Linked DNA regions of Homo sapiens: region 2 is linked to region 1. A link is an interaction called in ENCODE POLR2A ChIA-PET data of the cell type or tissue named here. Cell type or tissue: A673. All regions are shown on one strand. Links, peaks and the distances in the headings refer to the core of each region. The heading gives the core; the rest is flanking DNA.

Evidence for each region. Peaks named below come from ENCODE experiments on the same cell type or tissue, not always from the same donor. Only the 100,000 strongest peaks of a DNase experiment are listed, where the experiment ranks them.
Region 2: POLR2A ChIA-PET joins it to region 1 with 6 read pairs; 2 of 35 experiments call an interaction of 5 or more read pairs at or near these places.

What each region holds. Positions count from the first base shown.
Region 1 is chr2:152,513,512-152,519,357 of GRCh38, reverse strand. All of the region lies in intron 1 of FMNL2 (formin like 2), which reads right to left. Among named protein-coding and RNA genes, the nearest start is that of FMNL2, 180 kb to the right of the region's middle. In A673, for the core only: no CTCF peak of the experiment used is centred there; no DNase peak of the experiment used is centred there.
Region 2 is chr2:152,373,838-152,379,683 of GRCh38, reverse strand. All of the region lies in intron 1 of FMNL2 (formin like 2), which reads right to left. Among named protein-coding and RNA genes, the nearest start is that of FMNL2, 42 kb to the right of the region's middle. In A673, for the core only: no CTCF peak of the experiment used is centred there; a DNase peak (open chromatin) is centred at 2,473.

The sequences.
Region 1 (5,846 bases), core at 275-5,274:
CCCTGTGCAACATGCTGGGTGGCACGGTGGGAATCCAAACAGACGCGATGCCCAGAGAGCACTGTGTTATGGTGGGGAGACACATATGAAACAAACAAAGCTTTTTAAACTCTGGTAAGGCTTGAGAAAGGTTATCAGAGGGTAGTCTTAGATTAGACAGTCTGGAAAAACCTCTCAGGAAAAAGTAACAAATGAGTCCCAATAAATGAGAAGGATTGGCCAGGCAGAGGGCGGACGAAAGCACACTGGGCACAGTGAACAAGGGAAGCCTCAAAGGCAGGAATTAGCTTTCCACATTTAAGGAGCTGAAAAAAGTCAGAACAGCCAGAGAGAAAGTAAAAGAGAAGGAATGAGAAAAAGATGAAGTTGGAAATGTGAGTCAAAGCCATATCATGCCTAGACATGCAGACCAGGGTCAATATATTTTATCTGAAGTGCCACGGGAAGCCATTGAAGGCTTTTAAGCAGATAAATAACATAATGACGTTGTTTTTCAAAGATAACAATAGGTGCTATGAGGAGAACAGATTAGAAACAGCAAAAGCAGAGAGCCAGTAGGAGGCCAGGACTAAGCAGTTCAAGTGAATGATGGCAGCTTAGATGGGGTCGATGGCACGTTGAATGAAGAAAGGTGGACAAATGTCAGAAATATTAAGTGAAACTGACTGGTTAGACTTAAGGGCTGGGGAGGATTTGTACCTTGTTTCCAGCTTGAGTCACTAAGTGAATGGGGTACAGTTAATAAGAGGGGCACGTAACAAAAGGCAAAATAAATCTGGAGGAGTTGGTGAAGAATAAGATTTATAAATGACCCTGTTTAGGCCTGAGATAGCTATGAGATAACCAAGAGAGCACTCAAGTGGGCAGGTAGATACATGATTCTGGAGGTCAAAAGAAAGGTCTGAATCTCTGAACAAGAAGAGACTTAAGAAGTCTTTTTGAGCATGATTAGTTATTGTCAGAAGTAGCAGTGCAACATCAATACATCCAAACTAAAGCTCCACTGGGTAATCATTCACCAAGCATCTAAAATAACCCCTTCCATGAGCCAAGCCTCTGAGCTACTCAGACATACATTGTACAGCTTAATAATTCCATAAGGACCATGAGGAAGCAGTTCTATTTAAAATCAGACACTCTACAGAGGTCTGGTTAAAGTTCAGGGATGTTGTGATTAGCTGGTAATAACTGCCTTTAAACTTCTTTCGAGTGAACTCATTCCTCTTGTGCTGTTCAGGGCAAGACTCTGGAGTCCAAGCTAAATGTTTGAGCAGGTAATTCATGAGTCCAAGTTACTGTGTGAGGAAAATATTGGCTCTATCTCCAGGTCCCTTTGCTGCCTTTATAAAAATGGACTGCTCATCTATTTGGCTGAAAATATCAATCAATTTCCGAGTCTTCCTAACACGGTGACAACTCTACCTCACCCACTCTTAGTGACATCTGTGACATAGGGCTCTCCTTTCATTCTTTTCATCCATTGTTCCATCCAACATATTTCCTGGGCTTTAACCATATACCAGAATGTCCGCACTGTAGGCATCTGAGACAACTTAATCACCAAGTAACTGCCTGCAAGTATCGCCAAAGGTCGATGGAAGACATATGATATTTGAATTGAAAAGTTCAGTGGATGTTAATTATTGTTTTTCTAGATTGTACAAGTTCCTAGCTAAAATAAATTAGATCATCCAAGAGTATTATTTCTGTAAAATTGTTCCTTTCTTTCCACTCTCAACCTGGCAAACTGTAAGAATCAATTCAAATGTCATTTATCATTAGAACCTTCCCCCCACTACTCCAGGAAGACATACCCTCTCATTGGGCTCTAACAGCACTGTTTACATGTCTCTAATATAACACCTAGTACACTGTACCCTAACAATCTGTATGCTTACCTAAATTTCCCACTGGACTGAGTGCTTCAAGAACAATTTTTGATGTTCTTCTTAACCATCAACGTATGGCACAGTATGGCAAACGGTAGGCATTAAGCAGGTTGTTGAATACTGAAGAGCAAACAAAATCAGCCATACTGCCCAGCCTGCAAATATCCTTAATGAATTAGGATTTATATTATAGCTATTAACAATGTCTACACACTGAACAGTATTTCAGTTTCTTGTAAAACATCATTCCATGATAATATCTGTTGCTTATTATTTTCCAAAAAAAACTCACGGGGGAAAAAAATCTTCAATTCTAGCAATATTTTCCTGAAAAGAAAAATGAGCGTCTTCTGCCACATACAATAAACCATGAAACCATGAATCTGAACTTTGTTTCAGTGCCAGTTAATTCAGATTGGTATCTATTCCAAGTGGTAGTTACATGTATGGTCTCTACTTTGGTTTTTATCCATAATTGTACAATCTTAATTTGCTTTTAAATGTGTTTTCCATCTCAGAACCTTTTGAAAATAGAAATTATAACTAGAAAATAAAGAAAAATAGAATATCCCAAAATTCCTGAGTACTTTATAAAGAAAGTAATTATGGTGAAGAAGAATCTATGGTAGCCTATACATCTCAAGTTATACCCACAGATTATCATACACAACACAGAACAGAATGATGGTGCCCAAATCATTCACAACCAAATAGACCTATGTGGTAGCAAAACAGAGTTTTCTGATATCAGCTCCTGACCTGGTTTCATGGTATTAATGCAAACTTGTAAAATCCTTCTTTTACCCAAATATTCTCAAGGCTCATACTTAGAAACCCACAGTGATATGGAGACACACAGGAGGGAAATTGAACAGTATGAAATACACCTTATGTAATATATCTTTGTCCTTGTAATCTCTAAATTAAAACTCACAAGCATTCAGTCACCAGATTTTATAACAGGAACTCTTCTACTATATAACCACTTGCTTAGAGAGAAAAAACATGGACTTTGCAAGTAGTGCTTCTTATGGAAGCAGGGAAAATCATGTCACAAAAGAAATGGCTTAGACAATCTTTTAGAGCTCTTAAATAATAGAGATACAGAGGTTTACAGGAACTCAAAAGAAGGAGTCATTACTTTAAAAAATTTTTCAGTTATGGTAGAAAACATAATATAAAATTTACCTCATAACCATTTTTAAGTTTATACTTTAAGTAGTGTTTATAACTATATTAATATTATTGTGCAACGGATCTCTAGAACTTTTCCATTTTGCAAAACAAACTCTGTACCCATCAAACAACAACTCCCCATGTTCCCTTCCCCGGAGCCATTACTTGTCGCTACAAAAAAGGAAATGGGATGGATTTCAACTGGATGGCTGGGTAGCACAATGAATTCTAATGAGACGGTGCAAGCAAGGATTTACTCATTTATTAGTTTTTGCTAGTTGGGCTCTGGAATTAGACTAGCTAGATTCTAATCCTGACTCTACTAATTACGGGTGATCTTAAACCACACTATTTGAATCCTAAAGCAAATGAAATTAGTAAACACCCCACAGTCGAAAAAGCCAGTAAATGTAATTCAAAACTGAAGAATCGAAATCAAGGGTCAAAAACAACAAGATGTACCATTTATTGACGGACTGGTATGTCTCAGGCACTTAGGCTCTTTGCATGCATTATCCAATTTAGTCTGTCTTATAATCCTGACAAGTAGTTATTATCTTTTCTATTTAACAGAGAAGGAAATCGGAGGACAAGGAGGTTAAGTAATTCCTCCATGCATGAGGTAGGTGGCAAAGCCAGGACTCAGAATAGAGGTCTGTATGATCATCCCCCTTCCATGACATTTAAACTACAATGTTTCTAAAATATGACTTATTTGAACTAAGCAATCTCACAATTCCACTTAAATAACCAGACACAGTCATTAGCACGAAAAGTGAAGGTGGAAATGCATGATATTAATATTTTCATATAAGATACTGGCATTTTAATTGAAGTATTTTAAGATGTTGAAAAATATAAACTGGAGCCAAAAAACTGACTGGGCTGAATACAGATAGCAAGGTACAGTGTCAAATCAATATATACTTAATAAACTCTGCCAAATAACAAATCAAGGTGAGGATACAAATACATGGTAAACTCAGGCTTTGACAAGGCATCAATGAAGCAGAAGGAAAGAAGATGAATACACAAATATAAAACGGAGCATGTCAAATAATCCGACAGAACCTCAGAGAAGGAGCCATTACTTTTTGCTACGGAAAGTAGAAAATACTATGCATTGAGCCTGGATGTGTGGGGAGGATGGTAAAGAATGGCATTAAATGACACAATATGGTTTCTAATGTGTGGGCTTTGGAGATGGGCCACCTGGGCTGCAATCATGACTACCACTCATTTAGAGTGTCATCTCAGCTAAGTTATTTATACTAAATCTCAGCTTCCTCACTTGTGACATGGAAATGATCACCATGGTAGTGATAAGCATCATGAGGGTGATGAGGATGGTGGTAATGTTACTACCTGCATCATAGAGTTTGGGCAAAATTAAATTCGATAATGTATGTACAGTAGCCTCACCCACATCTATGATTTTGCTTTCTGTTATTTCGCTATTTCAGTTCCCTGAGTTCAACCATGGCCCCAAAATAGGTTCGTGGAGAACAATAAGATATTTTGTGAGAGAGAGAGAGAACACATTCACATAAACTTTTATTATAGTATATTGTTACAATAGTTCTATTTTATGATTACTTATTGCTAATTTCTCACTGTGCCCAATTTATAAATTAAACTTTATCATAGGTATGTATATGTAGGAAAAACAATAGTATATATTAGTTTCAGTACTATTTAAGGTTCCAGATATCCACTGAGGGTCTTGACAAGTATCCCCCACGGATATGGGAGGATTACTATAAAATAGTACAAAAGTAAGTACACGGAAAGTACTCAGTATGTTAAATGATATTATTCATATTATCCTCATTATTTTAGGTAAAAGGAAAGATATGAACAAAGGCATGAACACAGGAGAAGGCAAAGAGCTGTGCATCACACAGAATAAACCAGGAGGTAAGGAGTGGGTAGCGTGAGACCAAGTTCATGTGGACATCAAACCAGATAATTTCAAACTTACTCTATGGCAGTGAGAAGTCATCGGCCAAAGAAATATCTAGGAAAAGTCTTCAAGGGGTCTTCAAATCAAATGAGGTAAATGATTCCTCCTGCTCTGTTAACTCTTCCTACATTGACATTTTTCCTTATACCATTATTGGGACATCAAATTAAGTCACTTGGAACTGAGTAATGTACCAATTCTCCTGAGTTCACTTGAAAATTACAACAGCTGAGGGCCTCAGCAGGGTGGCTGCAAATTCAGCACATGGCCTGCCCATCAATTCCCCTCACCTAAAATCCATTTCCTTCCATGACCTATATTCATGGTCCAAACAACTACCTGGCATCCTAAATTTTATTATCTTCCTAGCCTAGAGGATGCTGCTAAAATCTATTCAGCTTCTTTCCTGGCACAGGTCTCAGGCAGCCAGCCAAATAGTTCCCCAAAGTGAATCACCAGTCAGTCATTTTTCATTGTCACTGTTATTTTTATTGAATCATTGAGGGTACTAATATCACCGCCGTAGCCAGTGAAGCTCACAAAGGGAGAAATTAGGCTCTCCCTAATCTAGTAACATCTTGGAAATAAAAGCTGACTAGAAAGCTGTCCTTTCTGGGGAAACTGTGGTAATGAGACATACCTCTAATCTCTCAATCACAATCTTAGGTACAGTCTATTTTCTTAGAAGGCTTGCTTTCTTATGACTCCTCCATAACTTTTTTATAATCAAAAAGTACAGAGCTACAAGAGAAGCTTGTGATACATTCATTCTGTTCTGTCTTTTATAGGTGACCAAAACAGACTAAAAAGGTGAAAGC
Region 2 (5,846 bases), core at 553-5,552, 140 kb after region 1:
TTTCATAAACTGATTCAAACCATTCCCTTCTTCATGTTGAGCAGCTTGTTAAAGTATTTAGGTTTTAAAATTAGGGAAAAATGATATATATAACACTCTTAAAAACATTAGGTACTTGCAAATTTAAGATCAAATTAAAGCAAAATTGAAGGATGAAGAAATAATGGAATAGTAACCACATTCTGACATAACACTTTGCTTAGTTAAACACTGGCCTATATCAAGGCAGCCCAGATCTCTGAGACCAGTTAAAAGCAATAATACAATTTGAAAATAAATTTTATTCACCACAAACCACCGTAGTTTTAAAGGAAGTTACTGCAAGAAGACTATCCAGCAGTCATATCAGAGGTCACTAACGAAGTAGAAGCACTCATGATGAGGTGGCCAATAAACCAACACAGAGCTGTAACTTTGCATCCCTAGCTTCCACATCCCAGCACCTGTCCTAAAGCAGGAAAGTGGCTTCTGACTTAAATGGCACCTGCCTAGTACACAGACACACTGCACGCACCTTTAAAGTATCATTAGCGGTCTCTAAACAAATCTCCCTTCCTCATCAGCAGGGCTCAGCATCTCTGCTGATCTCAAAGTTTTCAAAGAATATTAGAAAATACACAGTACAGTCATCAGAAAGATACCTGGCATTCACCTCCTTCCTCTGCCCTGGCTTTTTTTTTTTTTTTTTTTTTTTTTTGCAGCTGGTCTATTCAGTCCTTCTCTAGCCATCCCTCTCAATATCTGGAGTAGGTTCTCCTACTTACCTGCTTCAAGGCACACCTCTTCTCACTCTTAAAAAATCCCGCCAGAAAACTCACGCCATGAAGAATCTCATTCATAGCCCACACCTCCATCTATCTCATTAAAAAGGATGCTAATAATACAGATGTTGTGTAACAATGAGCTGTCTACACAGCATTTCACACTTAACCTTCTATCAAACCCATCAACAAAGCAATAAGGCAGACAGGTCATGGACCACTTCACATGAGCCCCTCCTAAGCCAAAACCACATTGTGATCATTTTTTGTATCCTAAGCAAATCACACAGACAATGCTTAATAAGTAAGAAAGCAAGAAGGGGATTTGGAAGAGAATAAACATTAGTTCTTCTGATTGCTAACTCAATGCTCTGAAAACAAAATACAGAGGAAAAACAGAAAAGTAAGTTAAACATGAAATCAAGTACCTATTACAAATATGTAGTCATTTGTATCCAGATGAAGCCAGCCAAACGGATTTATTTAATTTAAGTCTACATTGGGATCTAAAGATATAGTTCTTCCAGAGCTAAGAAAACCACTGGTATTCTGAAAATAAAGTATAAATGCTGTTAGCTTATATTCCCATAAATAGAAAAGGATATTAAAGTGTTAAACATTACTTAGAGCAAACTCAATTCAAACATATTCTTTCTAAATGGTCCTACTTAAAAAGATACTTGCATATAAACTTTCACCTCAAAGCAAGGCAGTCCCTATGACTTGGTAGAGGTCTGGAGAGCTGGTGAGATTGTTTGCAGAGTAAACACAGGCTGAATTTATATTTTAACTTTTTTTTTTTTTTTTTTTCAAGACAGGGTCTCACTCTGTCACCTAGGCTGGAGTGCAGTGGTGCAATCTTGGCTCACTGCAACCTCCACCTCCCGGGTTCAAGCAATCCTACCACCTCAGCCTCCCTAGTAGCTGGGACTACAGGCATGTGCCACCATGCCTGGCTAATTTTTGTGTTCTTAGTAGAGGCAGGGTGGTCTTGAACTTCCGGGTTCAAGCGATTTGCCTACCTCAGCCTCCCAAAGTGCTGGGATTACAGGCGTAAGCCACCACACCCAGCCCATCTTTTATCTTTAAGTTCAAAACTTTAAGACTACTTGAGAAACAAGGGCCTCAGTGGGTCATTACTGCAAGTATGATTATTTTAGCAATCCCAAGTAATGGGATGCCAGAGTTCTAGCCACAGACAGATTCATACAAATGCAAGAATAAGCTTCTACTGAAACTCCCACTTTTTAGAGTCTTATTCCATAGAGCAGTACTGTACAATGGAACTTTCTGTGATGACATACATGTTCTATCCTATATACTGTCCAATGGAGTAGCTACTAGCCACATGTAGCTCTTGTGTACCTGTAATGTAGCTAGAGCAACTGAGAAACTGAATTTTTTATTTACATTTAATTTACGTTTCAATAGCTACATATGACTGGTTGCTACCATATTGAACAGGAAACTATAGAAGATAAAAAATAAATGCATTAACTTTCAACAAGAACTCTTTAAAAGAGGATAGACTAACTCCTACATGTCTAAAAATAAGATGAGATGCTTATCTGAGAATTTTGACACTAAAAAACTTTCAAGATCTAGTGAAGGAAAGGGAAGTCTTGTCCAAAATCAAATAGATACCAACAGTTACAAGGGAGGCTTGCCCTCCATCCCAGTCTCTCTGTAAGATGGCAGTTTGCCTAGAAGTTCAGCAATGAACCAGATGAAAAAGGAAATGAATAATCACAAATAATCTACAGTATGTCAGCCACTGTGACAGGTTCTTTACAATTGCTGTCATATTTCATCCCTGCCACAATTCTGACAAGTGGTCATCACTATTCCTATTCAGTAACTCGAGAGAGATTGGTAAAACCAGGCTTCCATCCCAGATCTATGTGACTCCACAAAGCAGGTTGTTTCCACACCACCATACTGCCTCCTTCCAGGTGAACCCTTCACAGGGTCTCTATCAGTCCTCTAATCCTCAGAGTTTTGTTGTTTGCTTGATCACATGCCCTCAAAGTTTCCAAGATCTGATTACCTCCACTGAGAATGCTGGAAACTAACTGGTGTCCTAACCAAACACAAGATAACCCTTAATTCCCAAGAAAGCAATGACAAGGTGGGTTTCTCTGGCTTTTTCTTACAGATCTTACTACCTTCAGCCCTAAAAAGCAGGGCTGCCTCTGAGAATAAAGAAGAGCCAAAGGAAAAGCTTAGCACAGCCAACATTTACTAATTAATCCTCACCACTGGTGTCTGGAGGAGGTCACAATTTTCAGTAGTAACATCACCCTTTCCCTACAGGTAAGGCAGCTGGCAAGTTGCCCAAGGCCACACTGCACAGCTGTGCTTCAACTCTCACATTCCTGAGACATCCCTGGCTCAAAGCTCCTTCCTCGGCCCCAATGAGTCCATCCAACTCCTTGCAGAATTCTCCAGGGAGGATATTTCTGACTTCAGAGGAATCCTCCTCTCCTCCAAGAGTATTATAGGTACATGCAGTGTTCGAAGGATCCCAGTCCTAGAAGCCTCAGCTAGCAACAAAGTAAGAGTAGCTCCTAAGAAAACATATGTCCACACAAAAACGTGTATAAGAATGCTCACAGCAGCATTATTCATAATAGCCAGAAAGTAGAAGCAATTTAAACGTCCACCAACTGATGAATCGAAAAATAAAATGCTGTATATTCCACAGAATTTACTAAAAATCAATTATAGTGGCTGGACACAGTGGCTCATGCCTGTAATCCCAGCACTTTGGGAGGTCAAGGGGGGTTGGATCACTTGAGGCCAGGAGTTCAAGGCCAGCCTGGCCAACATGGTGAAACCCCGTCTCTACTAAAAATACAAAACTTAGCTGGGCGTGGTGGTACATGCCTGTAATCCCAGCTACTTGGGAGGCTGAGGCACGAGAATCGCTTGAACCTGGGAAGCAGAGGTTGGGGTGAGCAGAGATCACATCACTGCACTACAGCCTGGAGGACTAAGCAAGACTGTCTCAAAAAATAATAATAATTATATATATATATATATATAGAGAGAGAGAGAGAGAGAGAGAGAGAGCTTCAATGGCTAAATGTTATAGTACTTGAAATGTCTATAAAGTCACATTTTAAAAAAATAAGAAAACTCCTAGATAATCATAACAAAGCAATGGCAGGAGGATACAACTGTCCATTTGTATTCCAAATGAGAAAGCCAACTGATGATGTTTTCAAGGAGTCTTCCCTAAATTCAGCTGCAGATTTCACTGTCTTTCATTGTAATCTTAAAACAGAAAAGCCAAGATCATCTCCAACTTATAGAAATTTTAGATGATCTACACAGAGTAGAATACTATATGTATAGATGAGGTATCAGAAAGACCTTTTAGTAAGTCTTGTCATCTGAATTAAACTTAACATTGCTACCATTTTTTCATCCTAAATATGAATGAATTAGACCAGATCAAAATCAAGGAGTACTTGTTCTATGCCAACTCCTATTTTAAGCACATACAATCTTATGTAACTTAATCCTCATAACCTACCAGGCATGAGCATTCAAGGTTGGCAGGGCCCTACTCCAGGCCTCCGCCATGCCTTCAGAGGCTGAAGAGCTACTGCTGGTAGAGAAGGTGCTCAGCAGGGAATGGTGGACAGGGCTTGAATCCTCTGGCCCCCAACACCTGTTCAGTGCTCCAGAGAGGATACTGCTTCTGTAACTGCAAACTCTTACAGTTTCAATGATCTTCCTCCATGAAAAGGTAGTAGTATTCTTAGGTGCTAAAAGTAAACTCAATCCTCTAAGGCTTTAACTCACTGGAGAAACAATAAATGTAAAAAATTAAAATATATGTATGTGAAATATACATGTATGTGAAAAACTGTAGTAACAACATCTCACCAATGGGAAACTATAGTTCCAGTTCAATAGCACCAGTGAAAAGCAGTGACCACCTCAGTCTAAATGCATCAGGACAGCCTAGCAGGGAGCAGGGACAAAATACATACCACGAACTCACACCTCTCTGATTTCCACTGGCTGAGCCCACCTGAAAGTGAGACCTAGGGACCCTCTCATATAGTCTATAAGGGTGAGCAGGATGGAGAGTGGTTCTAGGACCAAAGGGAAAATAATCTTCATGTGGGATCACAGGCCCATTAGACGATGATCTAGCAGCCAGTTGGCCTCATCTAAATGCATATTCAAATGGAAAGCATGTTTCACTAAATGCTGGTGACAGGGTTCCACAGAAAATCATTTGTAAAGCAGTTTCTCATAGTACCTCCCAGCTGGTCTATGTCTCTAGTTTTTCGGGTTTAATGCAGAATTTTTTTAAGCCATTAAAATTAAGACTTTTCCATAATCCGCGTCATTTTCATTTGATGTATACCTCTTTTTCAAACATCTTGACTGAAATAACCCACTGGTTCAATATCACCTTCCAAACACATATTTACAACTGACACAAGATTAGCAGTCACTTGTCTGGAGTTGTCAAGGTATTATCTGATCAAGAAAATCTGCGTGCTAAAGGCCACAATTAATGACATTCTTCTACACATTTGTAACAAAAATATTACCCAACCCTAATAACCATGACCCTCTCCCACAGGCCAAGCAGGATAGTTCATATCTCCCTTTTAGCACTTGAGAAAATAACACTCCCACCCCAGAGTGGTTATTCTTCCACTTTGGAATTTGGAATTTAGGGTGAAGGATTCCCCTTTGCAGCCTCTCTTTTAACGCTACACCTGTTATTAAGTCTCTTTATTCATTTGGGAACATTCATTTAATGATTATTACATACATAACTGAGATGTTTCCTACCCTTAAGAGCAGTCTGAAGGCGAAAAGTACCTAAAGGCAAAGCCTCCATATGCCTAGAATTACACAGATCAACCATAGTTTCAAATATTCTTTTCCTCTGCCCATATAACCAATCACAACATACAGGAAAATCTACTGTTTTGTATGCAAAGAACACCTCCTAGCCTCTTCTCAAAGCCAAAAAACCTTCAACCATTAATGTGTTCTGATTTCTAGTGCAAAAAAAAAATAGTAATAAATTATGCTTCATGAATCGAGTTGAAC